3 separate regions of the Mus musculus genome follow, and all the other regions are linked to region 1. A link is a loop called in an ENCODE intact Hi-C map of the cell type or tissue named here. Cell type or tissue: heart. All regions are shown on one strand. Links, peaks and the distances in the headings refer to the core of each region. The heading gives the core; the rest is flanking DNA.

Region 1 (7,968 bases), core at 1,470-6,469:
GATCTTGGAAAGTTATTTTAAAAATTATGGAAGTAGGAAGATCAATTGAGGAGAATAAGGGGGAATTTGGAGGGGGAAATGGGCCTAAATGTGATATTTCACTATACACATATATAGCATTTTTAAGAATAAAGGAAATGTAGAAATTCATTGCAGACATAAACATAAAATCACAAAAGTTGTAGAAATGAACAGAAGAGAAAATGATTCTGTTTTTCGTGGGAAGAATTAGAATAATGTTCTTGTTTTTGACACAGGGTTGCTCTATTTAGTCAAGATTAGCCTGGAACTGCTGATCTCCCTGACAGCCCCCCCCCCAAATACTGGGATTACAGGCATATAACACGCCATCTTGCTAGCGAGTATTTCTTAAATGTGCCACTGAAGTCATACCCCATAAAAGAAAGCATTGACAAGTTCAATTTTGAAACCAATTGCTTCTGCTCCGAAAAAAAAAAAAATGGTAAGAAAATGTAAAGATATGGAGTAAAGAATATAAGTGTGTATTGAGAATTTACCCAAAATGTGTTCAAGAGAATGAAAGTATACAACCCTCACTGGGCACAGTGCTGTATGCCTGTATGTTTAGCATTTATGACACTGAGGCAGTTAGGAGTATTATGTGTCCAAGGATAGCTTGGGCTACATAAAGAGATACTCTCAAGAACAATAATGTAGGTCAAGTAATAAAGACAAATAAAAAATTGAAAAGATAATTTACAAAACAACTTCCAAAAGCTGTATTTTTGGTACACAGCAAAGCTGCAAAGAAGCTTAGGTACCGTTCGACACACACACAAAAATGAAGCTGCGGCTGCCATTTTGAAATTCTGGGGTTGCAGGGGGAGGGGCACTGCCAGAGCAGGACTAGTCACATTGGAAGTGGTTACTAAATAAAACCTACTATCACCCCTGTTTTGTTGTTTTGCTGTATTCGACAGGGTGTCCATGTATAATCCAGGCAACATTCAGCCTCCCAATTGGGAGAATTTAGAGGTATAAGCCACCAGGCCTGGCGTGTCACCCTAGCAGCAGGAAGCAGAAACTCAGTGAGTTGATTGTGCCCTACAGCTGTCACATGACAGACACAGAGCAACGCGACTCACTTTCACTTCCCGTGAGAATGAATGTGAACTGTCCCAGTGGCCCTGCCCCTTCTTAGCAGCACGTGGGAACAACTGGTGGCCACGTATTCTGTGGCAGGACTAAAAAGCCTGCTCGAACACCTATTGTTTCTTTTCCCTATGTCTTAGAAGTAAGCTGAGCACAGGTTTTGTCACATTAGATAAATGAGAAAAGTAAGGAAGTAAGCAACTTGTCTAAAGGCCAGATCCAGGTAGGAGCTTTACAGAAACAAAGATGCCTGCAGCACCGTCCATGTCTCTTTGCATTCCGACATCCACTTCTCCCTTCCTGCAGAAAAATGCTAACAAACGCATAGCTGGTCTCTGTGGGGAGGGCTGCTTCCGCCAGACAGTCTTGCTTTTCCCTGCAGATCCCAGGATGCCTTGCAGGAAGGGCTGCAGTAGCCCCCTACCCTCCCCAAAAGAAATGATTTCGTGTTCTTCTGCTTTAAGAGGTCGGCACTGGAGGCCCTGCCTCACTGTTGCTAATGTCAGCTTCCAGTCACCCCTTCATTTATTCCATAAGCATACATTCCAAATCTAGTAATTTTGCTGTGAGCTTGAGAAGGAGGAAGTGCGAAGGTGGAGAGAGATGAAAAAAAAAAAAAAAGACCTACAAAGGTATTCATTTTATCCGTAGGGATTATGGAAAAGACTGAAAAGTGTTCAGAGAGTCGCAATCACAGAAGTGCTGAAAGCCAGGTATGGGAGCCAAGGAAGGCAGCAAAAGCCGAGCTTGGGCAAGAAAGAGACTGTCCTCTCACGAGGGGGCACGTGCGCTGAGAAAATTGGCAAGCACTGCAAAGGGCTTCTCCCCACCCCACAAGTCAGTCACTGTCACTTCTCAGCGCACCTCAGGTTTAGCCCTCCTTTAAGAAAAGCCTCAGGAATGTTTTTTCTTCCTTGATAGTAGAGGTGAACAAAGTGAAGCTTTGAGGCGGTGACGAGCTCTGTAAATAAGCTCACCCAGCTTTTGAGCGGGGCGGCCAGGCCATGTTGTCAGCTCAGTGTATTGGCAACTAGCTTTGGGCTCCTTCTCCCACACCCTCACAGTCATGCCCGACTCTTCCACCTCTAAGGGCTACAGTTAGTCTAACTACCCAAGAGAACTGTTGGACTTAACAGCAAGTTCAACTACAGCCGCCACATTATTAGTAGTGGAGGGGCAATGGCGCTGTCATTGTGGCCAGAGGCTCACCTGGGTCACTGCTGAGCTAAATGGAGCGTGAAGTCCAGGCAGAGCATGAAGAACCACGGATTCTCCACCTGCAGCTGTAGAGGGTTAAAGAGCTTGGATGTAAACAAATGGCCAGGTCCTACAAAAGTACCACCACCACGGACTTCCTCTTAGATGACCTGCAGATATTTAAAGACAAGCCAGACACAAGTGCTTCTTTCAGAAAGGGACAAAGCAAATAATCAAGTTGACCTTTTGGGAACAGTGTTAATTGTGGCAGTTTAGGAGGAGGCAGAAATCAACTTTGTATAGTAATAGGCCTTCTATTCTTCTACCCTTGCCTCATTAAGGTTTGCATATTATTTTAAATGTGCCCGAGGTGTAAAGAGTCTAAAGTGGTTAAAGGGTGAGGTGATTTAATGAACCCAGGAACCAATCCAGAAGGCCTGGAACCACTCTGGGCCTTTTAAGAACTCCATCCATCCCAGGGGGAGAACTAATATCAAGTGAGTGACTTAAAGCTCCACAAAGCCTGGCTTGGCTTAGGGACTGAGTTTCATGGAGCCCAGGTGAGAGTCATTCCTGTACCGTGAATTCACCTAACCCTTGCTCTGCACTTCCATTTCTTAGGCACTCTAGGTGTGCTGGAGCAAAGCAGTGTGCTGTATCCAGATACCTTGGGGGCCCTGGCTTCACAGTGAGGCCCCAGGGTTCCAGGTGGGTGTTGCAGAGAACAAAGGTTCCCCACACTAAGAAAACCAGTTCTCCCAGCCTCCCAGCCGCAGCAAGTGACATCACTGGGAGCCAATAGAAAATTTGCACTGGAGTTTACTTGTTAAGGTCTGAATTGGATCCACGTAGACGGCTTATCTGACTGTGTAGGGCGAGGTTCCCGAACACTACCCTGTTTAGGAGTGCTCTCTGATACAGTGGGAATGTGGCTTTTAACCTTTTTTTTTTTTTTTTCCTGGCAGATTTCAGGCAGGTGAGGGGCCAGGTTTCAAAATCAACAATGAAGATACCACACCCTGAACGCCTGGCTAGCCCAAAGCTAGAGCACTAGGCGGACCTTTACTGCCATCTGCTGGCAGTCCTTGGTATCGATTCATAAGAGTGGCTAGGTTCCTCTGAAAAACAAAGCCTGACTAAGTTAGGCTCCTTATTTTACCTTAGTCTCCGTAGACAAATTGAGCTCCTTCAACTATATCAAAATGAGGTAGCCATGAGAGAAAGACACTCCTGATCTGATCTGATGGCAGTGTACCTTGTCTTTGGTCTTTTTGTTTGACTCAGGATGGCCTTTTTACCTTACTCTGACGATGACCTTGAGCTCTTGATCCTCCTGCCTCTACCTCCACCCCTTGCTGCCAAGTGCTGGTATGATTGGTCTGTGCCACATCTAGTTTATGTGTAGGGATGGGACATGGGTCTTTGTGCATTCTAGGCAGGCCTCTACCGACTGAGCTAGGACCTTTTATTTTTATAAAGCCCCATCATCCATGGGAAAATATAGGTATGTGGTAAATTTGAGGATGCCCTTGACTGAGTCCTGAGTCTGAGATGTTGATCACCTCACACTTTTCACTGCAGATGTGATCTTTACAAAGGCTTTCATGATGCTTCTAGGATTCTCAGTTCACGTGTGGGTGACCGTTTCTTTGAGCACAAATGGGATCCCCTGACTGGGTGTGAATACAGCATTCACCAAGGTCAATCCAAAGTAGTAGAAATTGCATCTCCAGAAGCATTCACTTCTCAGCACCAGCAACTTTCTCCTTTTCTCCCCTAGGCAAAGCAGTTGCTTTGGTGGAGGCACATAGCCCCTTAATTTTGCAAGTTTTAAGGCTAAAGCCAGCCACTCTCAAATCATAGCCGTCGGACCCATACTTCCACACTAAGAATTTAGTATATGTTTTCCTTCTATGTAATGTATATAAGCTGCAAAAGGGAGGGCCCTACTGGCCTGCAGCAGCAAGACTCAAATGCTGTGGAAAATCCCAAAATGTATAGGACAGATCCTTCTAATCCCTAATAAAGAGTAATGTCATCCAAGATCTTAGCAGTGCCACAGTGAGAAAATCTCACTTTCTAACACCCCAAAACCACCATGCCAGTGCTTATGACCCTGAACTTGTCTACTTCTACAACTGAGGCTTCCCTATGGCCTCTACATCCATGTGCACACATGTACACACATATGTGCAACTGTGCATTCATGTCTATGCACACTTATGTACTTGGTGCCTACAGAGGGCATCGGATCCACTGGAACTGGAGTCACAGATGGCTGCAAGCTGCCATCTGCATGCAAGGAATGGAACCCTGGTCATCTTCAAGAGCAGCAAATACTCTTAATCACTGAGCCACTCTCTAGCCCCTTTTATTTATACTTACTAGACAGTTAATGATGGCCATCTCCATCTACAGGTAGACACGTGTACACGTGACTATTGGTATATACATATGCATATTTAATGTTGTTTTCCAATGTAAATAATATCTCCAGAGTAGCCAACTTTGGTTGGATAAGCTTTGCTGTTTTGAAGGTAGAAATTCTTTCAAGATCAGAAAGTAATTGTTTCAATTATACCCACGGGATTTAATGCCTTTGAAAGTACAATATTCCCTATTAAGTCACCAGACATTTCCTTCAGTCGCAGCAGAGGATAACCTAGTCCATGGAGGGACTATTTTCAGTTGTGTCAAGTACTGAGCTTCTCTTGTCTATGACTAACGATGTTACTGAAGGAGACATTATCCTCTTCCCCCGATATCAAAGAAGAATCTATCATGGTTACTTTTTCTTTGTTCTTGACTTCGGCAGTATGATCCGTCTTGTTGTCAACTGTCTCTTTGGAATAATGTCACCTCTGGAAAACTAGCACATTCTGATCAAGAAGAAGACCAACGGTATATGAACAGCTCAAGAAATATGGTTTGAGGGTCCCCCCCCCCGTCTTAAAAACATAAGAATCTGTGGCAGAATAGTGACTGTCACCATACACTTGGGAACACTTTCAAGGGCTTACCAGGCTAGGAGGATCTCCATCAGGCCTTTAAATCTGCATTTTGGAAGAGAAACCCTTAGTTTCAGTACACACATTACAAGCAAAAAAATTATAATCCACAGACAAATGTTTAGGAAAGCTGTATAATCCAGCTCTGTTGGGAGGGGGTGTCACAGTGCATATTAGAGCTATTTGACAAGCAAATACTTCCCAAGTGTGTTGCCCTGAAGAAGAGTTTTCTTTTTCACACACGTATTCTACATATGAATGAGAATATGGAGTACTTGTCAGGCTTCTGCCCTATTATTCTCTATTGCTTTCCCCACTCTCCTTTCTTCACACCTGTCTCCTCAGTGAAAATGCATACATTCCACTAGTAAGAGAAAATACAGTATATTTGTCTTTCTGAATTTGGCTTACTTTCCTTCACATGATGATCTCTATTCACTTTCTCATAAATAAAATTACTTCGTTGTTTTGGAGAGGATAACTCTATTGTGTACATGGACCTCCTTTCCTTGTTCACTCCTCTGTTGATGGACTTATAGTCTGATGGCACATTTTGCCTGTTGTGTGTGAGGAGCGGGTGTGGCAGCAGTCCCAAGATGGCGCCCGGGACTGCAGCTAAGTCTTATGACTTACACCTGACTTCCTCATACACCTGAATATAAGCCACGACCATCGTGAGAGCTGCGCAGGTGCACCATGATGCTGGCAGTTTAAACAAGTCCATATTTGGTGGAGACATGCCCCTGCCGCCCTGATTGGCTGAAGCTGCGTGCCTGGTGAGGTGACGTGGCCTGCTGTGAGTGGATGAAGACTGAGAGTATATAAGAGTGAGAGGCCTGGGGTTGGAGAGAGATAGATGAGGAAAAGATGAAGAGAGAGAGATGAAGACTGAAGTTTGCTGAATAAACTGCTGTTAGAAGGACTGGTGGTCGTGTCGTTCTTGCTGGTCGAGAGAGGACGCGACAGTTGTGGACAGTGCAGCAATAAACATGGATATCTGAGTAGCTTTGTGATATGCTCACTTAAATTCCTTTGAGCATATAACCTGGAATGGTATATGTGGATTGTATAGGGATAGGTGATTTCTTTGCTGTGAAATGAGTCAATTCAAGCTAGATTTGAATATATTAAAGACTGGTTTATTGCAAAGCTACTGTAGGGTGACTGATTTCAGTGCCCCAAGGAAGGAGGCCAGGGAACTTGCCACAGAGAGAGGGGGCTGGAGGCAAAGAGAGAAAGGATACATGTGCAGAGAGAAGAAGCAAGAGAGACCCAAATGTCTGGATTACAGAGAGAGGAGCCTTTGGGGGAAGGGCAGCCCAGCTCCTGGGCTGGAAAATTTAGGGTTGGGGGACAGGGTATGCCAGATAGGAACAGAGGGATGCTGAGAGAACCTGGAGGTCAGGTCTGCTTTGATATGTAAAATATGAGCCCCAGTCCCTTGTACCAGGGTCTGAAATCAAACATCCCAGCCTCTCATTATTATTATTATGATAAATGAATAATGGGCGATGAAATCATCTATGATTACTTCTCGCTGACATTGGGATGCCATTGTTATGGGGTGTGGACAAAAAGCTGAATGTCAGCCAATCCAGGAATTGCTGGTTGTTTCATCACTATTCAGGTTGTGGGATTTTCTCCGAGTAGGAATGTTTAGGTCCTATTAAAGCGGTCTGTAAGGCTGGGCCAGAGCACCTGTGAATGACTGTTTTGGAACTTTCTTGGATGCAGATGCTGAGAGAACACCTGGGTGTTAGGGACAGAAGATAAAGTTTAGGGAGAAAAACTTTCTTGGGTGTACATTCAAAACTCTTAGGCCCACGGTCTTGGTAGTAGTAGGAGGCTTGGGGATTCCAGGACCAGGGAAAGAGAAACAGATCCCACTGTCAGGAATGGGCAGGTGGGGAGGGACAAAGGCTGATAATTGACAGTGCTTATCTTGAGTCTATTTGACAGTGGGAAATGGATTTGAGTGGATTTCCTCTAGCTTACAAGAGTCTTTTTTAAGTTTACAAAAAGACAGCCAGGGCTATACAGAGAAACTCTGTTTTGGAAAACAAACAAACAAAAAAAAAGATAAATCCTCCACAACTTGTATTTTCCAACCTCAAAAGACCTTCCTAGATTTTCAAATACTTTCTTAGAAGCCTTCATATCCTCAGACCTGACATAAACTTTTCCTATCCAATTACTACCATGAGACACAGTTTGTTGATCACTGGCTTCAAACCCTCTCAGAGATCTGATAAGGATATATCATAATCTAAATGGCCTATGTGCCCATTAAAATGACAGACTTACCCATCACTTAGTCACTTCACTAGGTTCCTGTGATGTTGATGGCTTCATTGGGGACACAGGCTCCAGGGTAGACTGAAACTTCGGTTCCCAGGCCTGGCCAATCTGAGAAGCCTTCCTGTAGATGAGGAACTTGGAAGACCGACCTTGCTTTGTCTTAACTCAAGGCATTTCCAGTGTCCCTGTTTGTCCACAGTTCAGGACAGGCCTCAGCATCAGGCAAGGCAATGGAGCAGTATTTTTCAATGGTTTCTCAGTAGTTATCATACTACAGTCCATGTGGAACCCTTTCTTCTTGTGTCCGTATCTTCTTGGAGACCTTGAGGGTGTCACTGCTGGGATGTGGGAG
Region 2 (7,968 bases), core at 1,051-6,050, 720 kb before region 1:
AAAAAAAAAAGAAAAGAAAACGAAACTATAGTTCCTCAAAATGAGGGAATACTAGACAAGTTGGTGATCATCCTGTGCCTCTACTTCATCATCTTCAAAATGCCTGACTCTCATGAAAGGAGTTACAGAGACAAAGTTTGGAGCTAAGACGAAAGGATGGACCATCCAGAGACTACCCCACCCGGGTATCCATCCTATAATCAACCACCAAACCCATATGCCAGCATAATTTTGCTGAAAGGACCCTGATATAGCTGTCTCCTTTGTCAGTGCCTGGCAAATACAGAAGTGAATGCTCACAGTCATCTATAAGATGGAACACAGGGCCCCCAATGGAGGAGCTAGAGAAAGTACCCAAGGAGCTGAAGGGGTCTGCAACCCTATATTTGGAACAACAATATGAACTAACCAGTGCCCCCAGAGCTCGTATCTCTAGCTGCATATGTAGCAGAAGATGGCCTAGTTGGCTAACATTGGGAAGAGAGGCCCCTTGGCATTGCAAACTTTATACAGGGGAACACCAGGGCCAAGAAGCAGGAGTGGGTGGGTAGGGGAGCAGGGTGAAGGGAGAGTATAGGGAACTTTCGGGATAGCATTTGAAATATATATAAAGAAAATATCTAATAAAAAAGAAAATTAAAAAAAGGTGACTCTGCCATCCTGGATTAATATGTGAATCAAAAGAGATAGTTTAATGAATCACTCAGTCTTTATAAGTGGCTGACAATTATGTGAATTTATAATAAAAATATTTTAAAAATTGCCAGGGGCTGGCAAACTGGCTCAGTGGGTAAAGGCTCTTGCCCTCCAAGCCTGACACCATGAGATCAGTCCCTAGAAGGTACTAGAGTAAGAGAACTGACAAGTTCTCCTCTGACTTCGACATGTGCATTCACACACCACAAATATATTAACTGTAACTTAAAAATGAATAAATCTTTCTAAGTATACTGACACATATATCCTAGCACTCTGGAGGCTAAGGCAGGATGTTTGTCAAGTCTAGACAACATGAGCTTTATAGTGAGACTTTGTCTTAAAAAAAAAAACATTAAAAAAGATTTAATATCTACATACCAGCTATTTTTCCAGGACAGGAGGCCAGCAAATACTTTCTGTAAAAGGACAGATAGGAAATACTTTAGACTTCTGGTGCAGGGACTATTTAACTCTATTACTTTTGCAGCAGAACAAACAGATAGCAAATACTGAATGGGGCTGGAGTGATGGTTAAGCAGTTGTGTACTGCTATCTTAGAGGAGCCAGGTTCAGTTTCCAGCACCTACACTGTGGGGCACTGGGCTATGCACAGACAGCCTGGTTTCCAGTTGAGGCTAGATGTTGAACCCCGGGACCCAGTGGTGGTAATTCCCACCTACATGGGATGGAAGGCGTTCCCTCGTGTCTCCTGGACCCTGGCTCCTGTCGAAGTTACTTTCCCCTCAACCCCCACAGGAGAAGCATGGCTAGTAGTCATGTAGACAATGTCCCAAGCTTCTGACCTTCAGGCTAAACTCCTCCCAGTTACCTAGCAATAGTAAAGATTACAGCAAACCATAAGAGGAGCTGTTTGGCTCCACCTCGCTCTCTTCCTCTTACTCCCCTTACTCTTCTCTCCTCTCCTCTCACTCTCTTACTCTTATTCTCTAGCCTTTCTTTTCTCTTTCCCCCTGCCTTTCTACAATAAAGCTCTAAAACCATAGACTGTCTCTGCTCATCAAGGCCCCCTACACTTACTCTCACCTGTGTGGGAACCTCTCTTCCTTCAGCCCTTACCTCTCTTCCTTCAGCCCTTGCTCCCATAACGCCGGGGCAACAGGGTGTTGTCCTGGGGGCCCTGGTTTCAGGGGCTGCCCCTTGTCCACCCCACCCCACCCCCTGTCAAGTGGGGTCAGTGGCTTAAATGCCCACCCGGGCTGAGTGGAAAGCTTCTGGCAGCCTTACGGCGTCTGCCTGCCCAGAGCATAGGAGGAACGCTGGCCGGGCTTGGGCTATCCTCCCTCCTGCCTCCTTCCCCTACATCCCCTTTAGTTCCCACCCTATACTGGGTAGTTCACAAGTGCTTATAACCCAGCTTTAGGAAAACCTGATGCCTTTGGCCTCCTGTAGGACTGGCACTCACATGCATATACCCACACATCTATATACAATTAAACCTAATAAGGCAGGCTGGAACTGGGAAGATGGCTCAGGTGGTAAACTGCTTGCTGTGCAATGAGGACCTGAGTCTTGATCCCCAGCATCTACATAAAAAGCCAGGCTTATGGTGCACACCTGTAATTCCAGCAACGGGAAGGGAGAGACAGGTCAGTCTTTGGAGTTCACTGGCCAGGCAGTCTAGCTGAACTGGTGAGCTTCAGGTTCAGTGTCAGACCCTGTCTCAAAAAAGGGAGGGGGGAGGACAGTAATTAAGGAAGACATCTAAGTTGATTAGCACAAATTATTTTTTAAAGTGTGTGTGTTGAGGGAGGGGGTCTGAAGATGAGGCTCAGTTCGTGGAGCACTTACCTAACATGCACAGGGCACTGAGTTTGCACCCTCCTCAAGCCCACCCCCCTCTATGCACACCTCATAAAGCCAGTGTGGTCAGAAAGAGGCCAGCCAGGGCTACAAGAGACTGTATTTCAAAAGAGAATGTGGGCAGTCTGTGTTTGGCCACAGGGTACTGTTTGAAAGCACCCTTTGTAGAGCAATGCTATCTCATATAAAGATTTCAAGCCACAAAGATATTTTTTAAATGTGTGATAGTATGTTAAAATTTGTTGGAATTAATTCTAGTTTTACTTAGCTAAAATATTTTTCCTTTAAAATGCAGTGGCAGAGTTCATACCCAGGGCCTTAGGCAGATTAAAGTATGTGCTCTACTACTGAGCTACACCTAAGCTTCGCCCCAATACTGTCCTTTCAAAATCTGATAAAAGGGTATTTTAATTCCTTTTTGTGTTAATTCTCAAAAACAAAAGTCTGCTGTGCTTTACACTCGAACACACTCCAATCCAGATCAGACACATTTCATGGCAGTTGTAGTTCATATATGAGTGTACATTTTACCATTTACCAGTGTGTGTATGAGTATGTATATGTGTGTGTGTGTACAATGTGTGTGCACATACAAAACCTTTTATAGTGACAGCAAGAGTCGGCCCTACCATGTGTTGCCTGAATGCATGCAGACGCCTGGGAATATGCAATTATAGGAAGGGCATACACACATCTGCACTAAAATCGTCCAAACGTGAAGAAAAAGCACAGGAAAGTTACTGTGAAATTTTCCAGAGGCTTAGGGAACAGACCAGCAGTCTTTAAATCTCTCTCAACATCCAGGAGGGGAAAAAAAGAGAAATTTTCTAGCTCCAGGCTAAACTTATCGGTCAAGCTTCAAGGCCCTGGCTCAGAAGGGAATGGACGGGCCATGGGGGGCTGGGGGGCTAGGACACGAGACGCTGGCGGGGCGTTGTTTTTAGGCAGCCACGTTAGGATCCCGGGGGAAGGGACAGGGAGAGGAACCGGCCCGCCCAGAGAGATTCCTGTGGGTGGGGTTGACTACTAAACAAAGCCTGCAGAAATCCACCCCGGGGGACGGCCCTGAGGCCGTACAGCCATGGCGGCGCGCCTTCCGGCCCGCTCCAATGACAGCACCTAAAGGGAGGAGGAAATCAACCTTCGAGCAGCCTGGGCACGGGGAGCACCAGAGCGCCCCTGCGAGCCGGGATTGCCTTCCACTGGACCCGGGAGTTAGCCCTTCCGCGGGGGCCGAGGTAACGGAAATGGCGGAACGCCGCCATCGGAGATGCTCGGTCACTGCCCTAGCGGCCGCAGCACCGCCCGCCCAGAAGCGCAGGCGCCGCCCTCCAGTGGGCGGTGCCGCCTCCTCCTGGAGGGAACTTCCGTTTCTTGGGGCCGGACGACAGAGCCTGCACCAGTCCTAAGGTTCCGGCGAGCCAACGTGGGCGTGGGATTGGACGCTAAGGTGCTTTGGACTTGGCGCCTGCGCAGAGCGGCCGCGGGCCTCGCAGAGTGGTCCCTTGAGAGAGGAGCTAAGGCCCGAAGTGAAACTAACCCGGCTGCTGCGTTTCAGTGGCAACGTTTGTTGATGCGCTTACTCTTTTTAGTTTCCGTCAAACCAGTAAAACAGATGGGACAAAAATAAAAACAGGCTGGCTGTGGTGATGGACCCCAGTAGGCAAAGGCTGAAGACTAAAGTACAGAGACCGGAGGATCCCGAGTTCGAGGACAGCCTGGGGCAAAACTAAACAGGCTGGACCCGGTACTCGCCTTCCTAAATAAATAAAAATAAACAAATGTAAAACCCTCCATAAGAACAATCAAATAAAATATAAATGGCTAACAGTGATGGTCTGTAATAATAAATGGTTGGGTTTTTTTTTTTAAATCAATATAAAAATGGCTAAACCTGGTGGCATATAATACTAGCGCTCCAGAGGCAGAGATGGGAGAAGGTCCATAAGTTTCTGACCAGCTAGGGTTACATAGTAAGACTCTCTCAACTAACAAACCAGGCAGCAAAAAGGCAAGCCATAATTACTGTCATGCCTAACAGTAATTAGTCCAACAAGCATATAACATGCATCACAAGAATGAAAGGAAGTAGTAACCATTCAGTAATTAGTTACAAGAAACCTGAGTGTATGTGTGAACATGGTCTGCCTTCAAGGATTAAAACCACAGTGATAATTGAACTAGAAAATGTGGCAGACTCCTTTGACCTCCAATGCCAAAACAATTCAGGAAAAGATTTAAGGAAGCAACCCCTCAGTGTTGTGTACTGGATCTGTTCATAGCAGGGATACAGCAGGGTGATCTGGTCATGAATGTAAGAGATTTTACCTCAGCAGAGGGAGGACAAGGAACTCACACTGATCAGGATAAGGGATGCCTGATTATTTTTCTGTTTTGAACGGTTAGTATTAGGGTATGATTACAAAGCAATCTTGGTTTGGGTTTGGTTTGGTTTAAACACAAGATTCTCACACTGTAGTCTAGCCTGGTCTACAACTATGTAGTCCAGGCTGTCCTCAAACTAGGATAATCTTCTTGCTCTCCAAGTGCTGATACTATGGGTGTGTATCACTAGGCCCAGTCTAGAAGTTTTTGGTTTTTTTTTGTTTTTTTTTTTTTTTGTTTTTTGCTATGGTTTATCACTCTGAAAGTAACACCATTTGGTGTTGAAGTTCTCGGAAATAATTGATTTACAAAACTGCAAGGTCTTGCTTGTCAACTTGACACACCTGGAAAGAAGGAGTCTCAATTGAAAAATTGTACACATCTGTGTGGCATTTTTCTCTATTTCTAATTAATGTAGGCGGGCTCAGCCCTCTGTGGGAAGGCCATATTATCCTTAGTACTTAGGCCTGGGCTGTATACAAAAGGGTAGTTGATGTGTACTTGGGAGCAAGGCAGTAAGTAGCATTCCTCCATGGTTCCTGCTTCCAGTTCCTGCCCTGAGTTCCTTCAATTATGGACTGTAGCCTGTCAGATGAAATAAATCCTTTCCTCCCTGAGTTGTATTTGACCACTGTGTTTATCCCAGCAACAGAAACCAAGCTAGGCTCTAACCCAATGGGATTTTGGCTGCAGATCTGACAGTAGGGGTGTAGGTGTAAGTGGGTGGTACAGAGTGGAGAACTGGAGCAGATGCTGAGCGAGATTGTGTAGTGAGAATGAGAAGCTCTGAGTAAATGATAAGTATCAGGACTCTGCTACAGCTGGCCTCTGAAGATGTGCGCACACAAGGCCTAGAAGAGCCCGGCTTGAATTACAAAGAATCTTTGCTTAGTACAAAAAAAAAAAAAAAAAAAAAACCCGATAATTTTTGATAGCTTACTTTTAGTAGAATTCATTTGAGCAAAGACTGATATTTGTGAATTAGGCAGTGCTGCCCAGGACCAGAGAAGAAAAACCGAGAGCATTCTCAAGGCAATATTGGTCGCATGGAAAGAAAGCACAATCACGAAGAAATGGCTTGGCTAGATGCTGCTCCAAATGGGGCTCTGGGTACACAGTCTGCTCACTTGGAATACTGTGATTGGCTAAGACTTAGCTGTTATGCTTGCCCATTGGAGTTGCACTTTCTTTACATCCAAGATTAGGCTGCAGTTCACTGTGTAGGAACTCCAAGTATACTGGCAGTCAGTAGTCTCCTATTTAATGTCATATGCCTTAGTGGTCTCTCTCTCTCTCTCTCTCTCTCTCTTTCTTTCTTTCTTTCTTTCTTTCTTTCTTTCTTTCTTCCTGGTCCTCTGTTACTTTTAGGTTCATTTTCTGAGTTACTCTGGCCACCTTCAGGAATATGCAAATACCAATATACAGCACTCAGCTGAGTGGAGAGTGCTCACTTAGGGTGCGCTAGGCCTTGAGTTCAGTCCTGACCCCCTGGGAGCATAGGGGAGCATGGTGGGGGGGGTAAATGAAGGGCTTTGAAACATCATTGTCCTTAAGCAGTCACCTAGCGGGACTAAATCCTTGGTGAGATTTGTAATGCACAATTCTTGAAATATATAATATTTTTCACAAGGGATTGAAGAGCTGGCTCAGTGTTAAGGGCACTTGTTTCTCTTTCCGAGGATCTGGGCTTTGACTCTCAGCACCCATAGGGTGGCTCACAACTGTGTGAAACTCAGGGATTGATGTCCCCTTCTACCCTCTGTTGGCCATAGGCATGTCCATGGTATACATCCATGTATACATGCAGGCAAGATACTCATATACATAAAATAAAAATAAATAAACAAAAATACGTAAAATAAATAAACAAAAAAGTCTATAAAAGCAAATAACTGTACCCGGATGAAGGTGTAGCTGAGCTCTAGACTGTTTGTGCGAGCATGAAATATGCCCTAGGTTCAATCCTCAGCGGTGCATCAATACCCCAAACCGAACAGTCCTACCAAAACTATTAAACATTTCCCGGAATGAATTAGTCTAAATAGTAAAAGCTATTTGAAAAGCTGCCTACCCTACTGTACAGAGGAGAATTAGAAAAAAAAAAAGAAAAACATTAGTCAAAATTCTGAAAAAAAAAAAAAAAACCAGATATGACCCAGACACCAGAGGGTGTGAAGGAAGAAAGAAATCTAAAAACTCTAAAACACAGTGTATCACCTAAGAGGCAAGTTAGAGTTACCCGTGTAGACCTGCCTTCGTCGCTGCACTGGGCATCTACAGCTATTTTTGTTTAGATAAGATTTAAAACCCAGTTCCTCAGTTACACTGCCTCAATGCCAAGTTATCAGCTACTGTGGAAAATGGGTACTGTAGTATATGGCACAGGTAGACAACATGTCAGTTACTGCAGCAAGCTCTGTGGAACTGTCCTGGCTCAGCACATCTGGAATGACTCCATAACTGAACTGGAAATACACACCAGGAAAACTGCTGAGAATTTTATTGGTTGGGGCAATGTTCCACTGACTGTCAATTAAAGTACTGAGTTCTATGATGAGTTAAACATAGGCTTTGGGTCTTGTCTCGGGTGCTCTTATTTGAAGATTTGTTTACTTTCCTAGTTGATGTGTCTCAGTGTTTTGCCTGACTGATCATCTGTATATCGCGTGAGTACCTGGTTGTAGTCTCCCCTCCCCCAGCCTGAAACCTGCTTGCTCAGGGGTGGAGCTTGCCGGCTCTATCGTTCTGCCACGCCCACTGCTAGAACCTGCCACTTTGCTGTTCGGAGCCGTGCACGTGGTCACCCTGCTATTGGACCCCAAGACTAATTGGCGGGAATCGGGCCCCCTTCCCCTGCTTTATAACTGCGTGCAGAACAGTAAAATTGAGCTTTGATCAGAATGCCTGTCTTAGCTGCATTTCTTTCTCTCGCCACCTAGCCCCTCTTCTCTTCCAGGTTTCCAAAATGCCTTTCCAGGCTAAAACCCAGGCTGTGATCTGCTGGCCAGACACAACACCTGGTACCCCACAAGAGAGCATCAGATAGATGCTCTAAAGCGGGAG
Region 3 (7,968 bases), core at 1,051-6,050, 430 kb before region 1:
CCCATGCTTGACCCTGCAGCTGGCCTTTCTACTCTATGAATCTAGTCTTTCCTGTCTGCTGGGCTTCTTTGTCAGGAAACTGAATGAGCACACTACAGATCTGCATACAACTGCTACGTGAGCTTATCATTCAGTCAAGAGGTAAGAGGCTTTGTGTCCTTTTGTGATCCCAGAACTCAGGCAAATGATCTTGGCTATGGGTTTGATTACATCTAGTATGTGGCCCAAGAGGCTGCCCAGAGAACCTGAATCTTCATTAAGAGTGTAAGAAGGGGCTATGATCGTACCGCAGTTGGTGCTACATTTTCATGCTACCTGACTAGCATGCACAAAGCTCTAGGTTCAATTCCCAGTACTGCATAAATGATATGGTGCACAATTGTTTTAATATTATTATTATTATTATTATTATTATTATTATTATTATTATTATTTTACTTATTCACTTTATGTCTCACTCACTGCCCCATCCCGGTCACCTCCTTCTACAATCCTTTCCCCACCCTGCTCCCTTTCTCCTCTGAGTGGGTGGGGGCCCCCTGAGTATCCCCTCATCCTGGTACATCAAGTCTCTGTGAGGCTAGACACATCTTCTCCCACTGAGGCCAGATGAGGCAACACAGATTGTAGAAAATAGCCCAAGTACAGACAACAGCTTTTCATATAGCGCCTGCTCCAGTTGTTCAGGATCCACATGAAAACCAAGCTGCATATCTCCTACATGTGTGTAGGGAGGGCTAGGTGATTCAGGCTCTGAATGCCCCAAGGGTCCAGGTTAGTAGAGTCTGCATGTCTTCCTTTGGAGATTCTTCCTTCTATTCTTCCATAAGAGTGCCCAAGCTCCACACACTGTTTGGCTGTGGGTGTCTGTATCTGTCTGAATCAGCTGCTGGGTGGAGCCTCTCAGAAGACAGTCATGCTAGCCTCCTGTCTGCAAGCATAACAGAGTACCATTAATAGTGTCAGGGGTTGGTGATTGTCTATGGAATGGGTCTCAAGTTGGGTTGGTCATTGGTTGACTGTTCCTTCAGTCTTTACTCTATCCCCAGTCCCTTAATTTTTTTGTAGACAGAATAAATTTTGGGTTGAAAGTTGTGTGGGTAGGTTGGTGTCCCTATTGCTCCTTTAGAGTTCATGTCTGTTCCATATCCCCAATGCCATGAGTCACAGCTAAAGACACCCCCATTGATTGGTTCTTGGGTGCCTTCCTTATCCCAAGTCTCTGTCTCCTCCTGGAAATGCCACCTACTTCCACACCCTCATCAGTTGCATATTTCAATTCATTTTCATGGCTATTTGGCCATCCCTCTTGTTCCTCCCCACATCTGATCCTGGACCTCCAGATGTCCTTCAACTGAACAACAAATAAAGAAAATGTGGTACATCTACACAATGGAATACTATTCAGCTATTAAAAAATAATGACATCATGAATTTTGCAGGCAAATGGATGGAACTTGAGAATATCATCCTTAGTGAGGTGACCCAGTCCCCAAAGGACATGCATGATATGTACTCACTTATAAGTTGATATTATCCATAAAATATGGGATGCCCATGCTACAATCCATAGATCCAAAGAAGCTAAACAAGAAGGAAAGCTCAAGTGAGAATGCTTGAATCTCACTTAGAATGGGGACTAAAATAGTCATAAGAGGTGGTGCACAATTGTAAGCTGTATCAGAAGTTTTAAGGTTTCTCTCAGTTATATAGTGAATTCAAGGTCAGTCTATATGAGACCCTGTCTTGAAGAAGAAAAAAACCAAAGAAGGAGGAAGAGAAAGAGAGGAGGAGAAAGAAGAAGAGGAGGGAGAGGGGGAGGAGAAAGGGGAAAAGGAGGAGGAGAGGAGAGAGAAGAGGAGGAAGAGGAGGAGGAGGAGGAGGAGGAAGAAAAGATTTTTTGACATAGGACAGGGGAACAGCTGACATTTCACTTGGGGCATGAGGCATGATATTCCAGGCGACAATGTGCCAATTGTCTGACCCAGAGATTCTGGCTCTTTTCAATTCCAGCCTTCACCTGTTGGGCTGGCAGTGCCTGTGTCAGGGCCCTGAATTTGGCTGTTCCCCTCTGACAGCTGCTCTCCAGCAGGTGGTGGCGGCTAACCTCAGTCCCAGCTGTCTGCAGGACACTTGATCACTTGAAGCTCTTTGTGTGTTTCAGTGTGCACATGTCACCTTCTGCCAGCTCACCCCACCCCCACCCCCTCTCCCACCCTGCAGTTGTTTGCCAATCTGTGGTCTACACCGACAGCTTCCAGGGCTGAGCACAATCACCCTGCTTCAACACTCACAGATGGCTACGCGTCAAGGCTTCTTTTGACTGGCTATTTGGCTTGTGAGCTAGGGCGTGGAGACGATTTGTTGGACAGAGAGGACAGAAAGGAATCAAATCTGGAAGCCTCTGAAAGACTGGCAGCATTGTTCTGGGAGAGAATTAACAGTCCCTAATCAGAGAGAGACTTCATGGGAACACCAGGCATCTCTCTTTCTAAATAAGCTCGATGTAAAAATAACAACGCCACAATTTCAGACTCTGTTTTAGTGTCTGTTTGTTTTTAAGACAGTTATCACTGTGTAGCTCTGGCTGAACTAGAAGAATTCATGATGTACTTCTGGCTTACCTCTTCAGTACAGTACAAGCTGGTCTTGAACTCACAGGCCTCTGCTTCCTGAGTGCTAAGATTCAAAAGGTGCAGCACCACCCCAGGCTAACACTGCTTGCTTCGTTTTGTTTTGTTTTGTCTTTAGCTTGGAACCATCATCTAGACCATGCTAGCAGAAAGTGAAGGTATGTATGTATGTTCAGAAAACATGGGCACTAGTGTGAAGAAAGCCCATAAAGAAGAAAGGCATAAGAAAGAGAACATTTTCTTCTCAGAAAACCTATTAGCAACAGAGCTTTAAAATGTAATTATACAAAAATCAACATAAAATTCACTAAACCAAAAAGGTACAAAATGAAAATATATAATGGTGTTTGTAGGGGAGACCAATTCTTACCTTGCTACACTCATAGAACTGTGATAAGGTATATATATGATCAACATAGTTCTTAAATAAACAGAGAAATAAAAAAAAAAGGAATGCCAAATCCATGAGTCTAAGAACAATCTCCAAGCCAATTTAAAAAAAATGGCACAAAGACCATAAACATCAATCAGTAACCCAAATAACCAATGAAGACACAGTAGCATTATTATTTAAGGAAATCCACCTACAACCAACAGTGGGATCAGTTAAAACCAAGCCATCTACAGCCACTTTTAACCGACTAGTGGTAATGGTTCAGAAAAGGAAATGGAAGTCTCACTGACTGCTCTGGGAGCAGTGTCACAGAGCAGTTCAAAGTTCATTCATTGTTCAGCATCAGGTCCTTTGGTTCTTTCTTCTGTGAAGAATTCATTATGTGATTAGTCATGGCCCATTTCCTCTTCCAAACACAGCATGTATTTTTCCCAGTAAAACATATTAAAAGTTTTAATGATTTATTTTTACATTTATCCTCATATGCTCCCTAAGAATGTACTCCTAAACCATTTTCATTTTCTTGATCGAAAAAAAATGCATCCCACTTAAGCCATATTGCCCAAATAGATTATTCCATAATCTTTGTTCTGGCATTGGTATTATTGTTATTTCTTTAGAGTAACCACCTTGTAAGTCTGATGCTCTTGTAAAATATAAAAATCATGTTTACATATCACAGAAATGTCAAATTGTGAGGAATACTTTAAATACTCTCAAGATTATTTAATACTAAACTAAAAAGTAATGATTCATAAGTCAGAGTCTAAAGTAATGTCAACTTAGTAACATTAGTTAAAGTACCTCTGAAAACTAAGCTGAGTAAGCAAATATGCTTGCCTTACATCTCAGCAACTCTCCTAGATAAATTTTGGTTCCACATACAAGACAACAAATTAGAAAAATGAAAATAGGAAAAATGAGGACAATATATACCTATTAAAAAGCATATATTTAATTATATTAAGTTAGAAGAAATGTGTTTCTATCACACAAATGTATAATATATGTGTTTGAAAGGCACAAAAGAGAAATCATGGAATGCACATGTTTATACGTTGTCTATGATGTCTATGACATATAACACATGTCCTTACTTGTTAGTGGTGTTTGCCTCTGGTGAAAAGATTAAGGAATGAGAGCCATGCATAACTTTCTAAGTCTGTCTGCTCTAAATCTTGGCCACATTGTCATCTGGAATGCAGCTGACACAATTGCTACAATTCCCACTTGTTTCGAAGTATGTGGTCAATGATAGACAGAAGCACATGAAGGAAACCCAGGTGTCTCCTAGGACTTATGGGAGTGTCGACATTTCCAGAAAGAGACAGTCCTGGATTGTTAGAGCCTCCCCAGCATCTAACGTAAGACACATTCTTTGTGGCTTTGATTCAGTTTCCAGCTGTATACTGGGAGCCCGCAGACACCAGACACAGAGGACCAGACAGATCTACACAGGATAGGCTGTCTTTACAAAGTACTTAGCAGCTGTCTGGGAAATCCAGACAAACAGGAGTGAAGCCCTTTCATCAGCAGCACATGCTACACAAGGAGGAGCCAAGAGACCAGATCCCACTAAAAGGAACAAGGATCCTCACTGCTAGTATGTTAGTACATTTTCAAGGCCTTGTCACTGTTAATGCCACTAGTATTATAAGTGTGACATGAAAAAGTATTATTTGGGCAAAATACAATTACTTATTGAGAAGCTTCAAGATAATTAAAAACTGGGAGGTTTGTCTTTATGGGGGGTAAGCAAATGGTTAAAGAAAAATGTCCAAAAGCAAGCAGCTTTCTGGCTCTTCATAGTAACTAGTCCAAAGTTGTATGCAAATGAAAGGAACACGCTTCTTTTAAAAAATATTTGCATGAAACCTTACTTTCAAAATGAATCTGTGCAAGGAAAATGACAAAGTGTTAGAGAGGAGAGACTTAGAGGAAAATATGAATAAATGAATATATCACCAATTCATGAAAGAGTGAATACTAGAGATATTTTTCCAAATTAGCATACTGATTTAATACAAGCACAAGAGGAACTCAGCTGCTCTGTCAGCTATTAAAGCATAATATAAAACCCAGAGACAATACCACAAGGGCATCCTGGTTGAATACTTCTTTTGACAAAAGACACAACATTTCATCGAATATTTTTGTGGGTATTTATACACAAATACATATACAAAGACATTTAAAATGGACAGAAATGAGAACATCATGATATTCACATGAAAATGAATATATTCATCAATGGTAACTAACTGATGGTGGGAAAATCACCCTGACATGTATGAAAAAAAAAGCAATGCATAATAAATGAGGTCTTGTAAACCAGGGGTCAAGAGATTATTCATGAGAACTGAAAATAATTGACTCTCTGTGGGAAAATGCTATATTTATATTTCATGTCATGCAAGAATAAAATGCAAATGCTTTCTAAAATGTTTCATAAAAGCCAAAACCAGCGAGGCAAATAAATGTTAAACACAGAAAATATCTTAAAATAAAGTTCTCAAGTGTCAGAGCAACAAACATATAAATTAGCTGAGTAAATTTATACTAAGTATACAAAAAAGAATAAAGTGTAAAGTGTAGAGCAGATGTCTGGAATACATGCAGGTTTAACAAAATCTTTGGGGGAGGGGAGACATAATTGAGAGGATGACAGTTTTCAAATTGATCAATAAATGTACAGGATTTAAACAGAAATTCCAACCAGAGTTTTCACAGAATTTGACAAGGTGACCACACTTTGCTGATAGAAAAGCAAGAGACAATAATATCTAAACCACTCAGAAATTGCTCTGTGAAATAATGAAAACTTGCCCCCCTCCAAAGGTATTATAACGTGCAGAGTTGGTGAGAGAAGTTTCCACAAATGACAGCAAGAGAGTTAGTACGTACTATCACGTACTCCATCGAGATAAAAGGAACAGTCTAGAGAGCTGGACAAAAAAAAGGAGTCATGAAAACCTCTGAAAAGGAGATAATGGATAGTATCTTTAGAATTCAAAGCCTTCCCAAACAAGCATACAACTTTCCAGTGAAGATGAGAGAAGCAAATACAAAGCAAAAATATAAATACAACAGAAAGCAAAGTGCTTTCAACCTTAGAAAAAGAAGCCATAGAAATGGCGAGAGAAATACACTAGCATCTTAAAATATGCAGAGAAGTTTGTAATTCAGTAAGACAAAGAGACATCTCGTAAGCAAGCTATATGTGAAAATAAACTCACAGACTAGGAAAAATTAATGCCAAAGAGATGCTTCTCTGATTTTTAGGAAAGGAAAGTAAACAAAGCTCTGCTATTTCAGAGCTAATAGTCTAGTGTAACTGAAAACAAGGAACTTTCTCATTCTCAGTTACACAATGAGTCTGAAGTCAGTCTGAGCTGCCTGACACCTTGTCTCCAGGTCAGGGAGTGGCAGAGGGTGTGTGTGTGTGTGTGTGTGTGTGTGTGTGTGTGTGTGTGTGTGTGTGTTCTTTTTGTTATTGGGATCGGTGACTTGACAAATCATTCTGGAATGAACTTTTCAGTTTGAACGAATAGATCTGTAAGCTGATCTGATCTCTGACATATGTGCAAAGAATCACATGGCAGGCTTTCTCTGCAGCTATGTTTCTAATGGTTAGTACAGCATACTGTACTCAGCAATGGAGTGTCACAGAGCAGTTCAAAAGAGATGCAACATGGGTAGATAATTCAGAAAAACAGCCAATGAAAAAGCAATCTGATGAATAAAACCTCATATACTGCCACATTATTTTACTTTTATAATTATAAAAGGAGATTTATTCAGTTGGCTTACACAATTACAGGGTGGGTAATCTAACTCTGGCTGTCTGCACTCTGAAGAGCCAGAACAACCAGTAGCTGCTCAACCTAAGAAGCTAGGAGCCTCAGAGTGGGAGGAATCAATGAGGTGGCCCTGGTCAGAGGCTGGAGCTGGAAAGCCCCGGAATTCTGCTAGCATGAACTGAAAGGTCCATGTTGAAAGGTTGAATAAGGAGGGAGTCTGACATGCACAGGCAATAGCAGCATCAGCAGATAACACACTCAAGAACAGTGCAAGTTTCATATGCCAGCTGCCTTCCTCCTACATCTTTTCTTTCATCTGGGCCCCAGCCTAGTGGATAGCACAGCTCATAAGCAGAATGTCTTTCTATATGAGTCGCTGTCCCACAAAGGCTGTGCATATGCGCGCGTGTGTGTATTTCTTTAGAAAGGGTCTTTCAATATGGTTCTTTTTGACCTGTACTGTTTTGTAGCCCTGGGTAGTTTTGAACCCACATCAATCCTCCTGCTTCAGCCCTCTGAGTGCTGAAATTACATTCTGCCCAGTTCATGATGCCACACAGAAAATTAGTACTATAATAGGTAGGAAAAAATACAGAAAATTGGTGCCAGATACAGATACTATAGGGAAAGGAAGGATACAAACCAGAAAGAGGACCAGGGGAATATCAGAGGATTTACACCTAATGGATGAAGATGCTGGGTGTGTACACCTCTGTGATATTCTTCTTCATACTAATATATGTTGAGGTACACTGAAGGCAGGAAAGCTGGTGTCTCAGGTTTATGAATCTTTCTGCTGAGAAAGGCTTATGGTAGGGATCATATTTCTCTCAGAACACCTATTACCTTTTCTTTGTTCCATAGCAATAACTATTTCTTGACCAAGAAGTCAAGAAATAGTTATATGGACATCTGATACAGTCTCAGTTTCATGTACAGCAAAAGAGTTCTTTAAAATTTACCACAATTTAAAGCCTAAACTACAAATTATAATTTGCCATGCAGACATCATTTCAAATATGTGTTCCTTCCTCCCCTTTTCCATTAGTTTAAAATAAATCGAAGCCTCTGTCATGGGGTATGGGATTAGTGACGTTCCAGACACCCAGGGGCCAGGTGTGATTTGGAAGCACCAGAGAAC

Evidence for each region. A loop is a pair of places that touch in the nucleus more often than their neighbours do. Peaks named below come from ENCODE experiments on the same cell type or tissue, not always from the same donor. Only the 100,000 strongest peaks of a DNase experiment are listed, where the experiment ranks them.
Region 2: it touches region 1 in a loop (3-fold over the local background); 2 of 42 quality-filtered maps call a loop at or near these places.
Region 3: a loop joins it to region 1, with 2.3 times the contacts of the local background. A loop is called at or near these places in 11 of 42 quality-filtered maps.

The regions. Positions count from the first base shown.
Region 1 is chrX:167,230,244-167,238,211 of GRCm38, forward strand. No RefSeq gene overlaps it. Among named protein-coding and RNA genes, the nearest start is that of Tmsb4x, 25 kb to the left of the region's middle. In heart, for the core only: a CTCF peak has its summit at 3,382 (motif pointing left); a DNase peak (open chromatin) is centred at 3,278; H3K27ac peaks cover 319 bases.
Region 2 is chrX:166,506,632-166,514,599 of GRCm38, forward strand. Tceanc (transcription elongation factor A (SII) N-terminal and central domain containing) reads right to left here and starts at 3,847. Exons shown (of 5, transcript NM_001007577.2): 1 at 3,662-3,847; 2 at 2,275-2,375; 3 at 1,078-1,115. In heart, for the core only: a CTCF peak has its summit at 3,801; DNase peaks (open chromatin) are centred at 3,560 and 3,900; H3K4me3 peaks cover 1,474 bases; H3K27ac peaks cover 1,944 bases.
Region 3 is chrX:166,801,264-166,809,231 of GRCm38, forward strand. Gm36547 (a long non-coding RNA gene) reads right to left here. Exons shown (of 5, transcript XR_878299.1): 4 at 1,521-1,584; 5 at 912-931. Among named protein-coding and RNA genes, the nearest start is that of Gm36547, 19 kb to the right of the region's middle. In heart, for the core only: no CTCF peak of the experiment used is centred there; no DNase peak of the experiment used is centred there.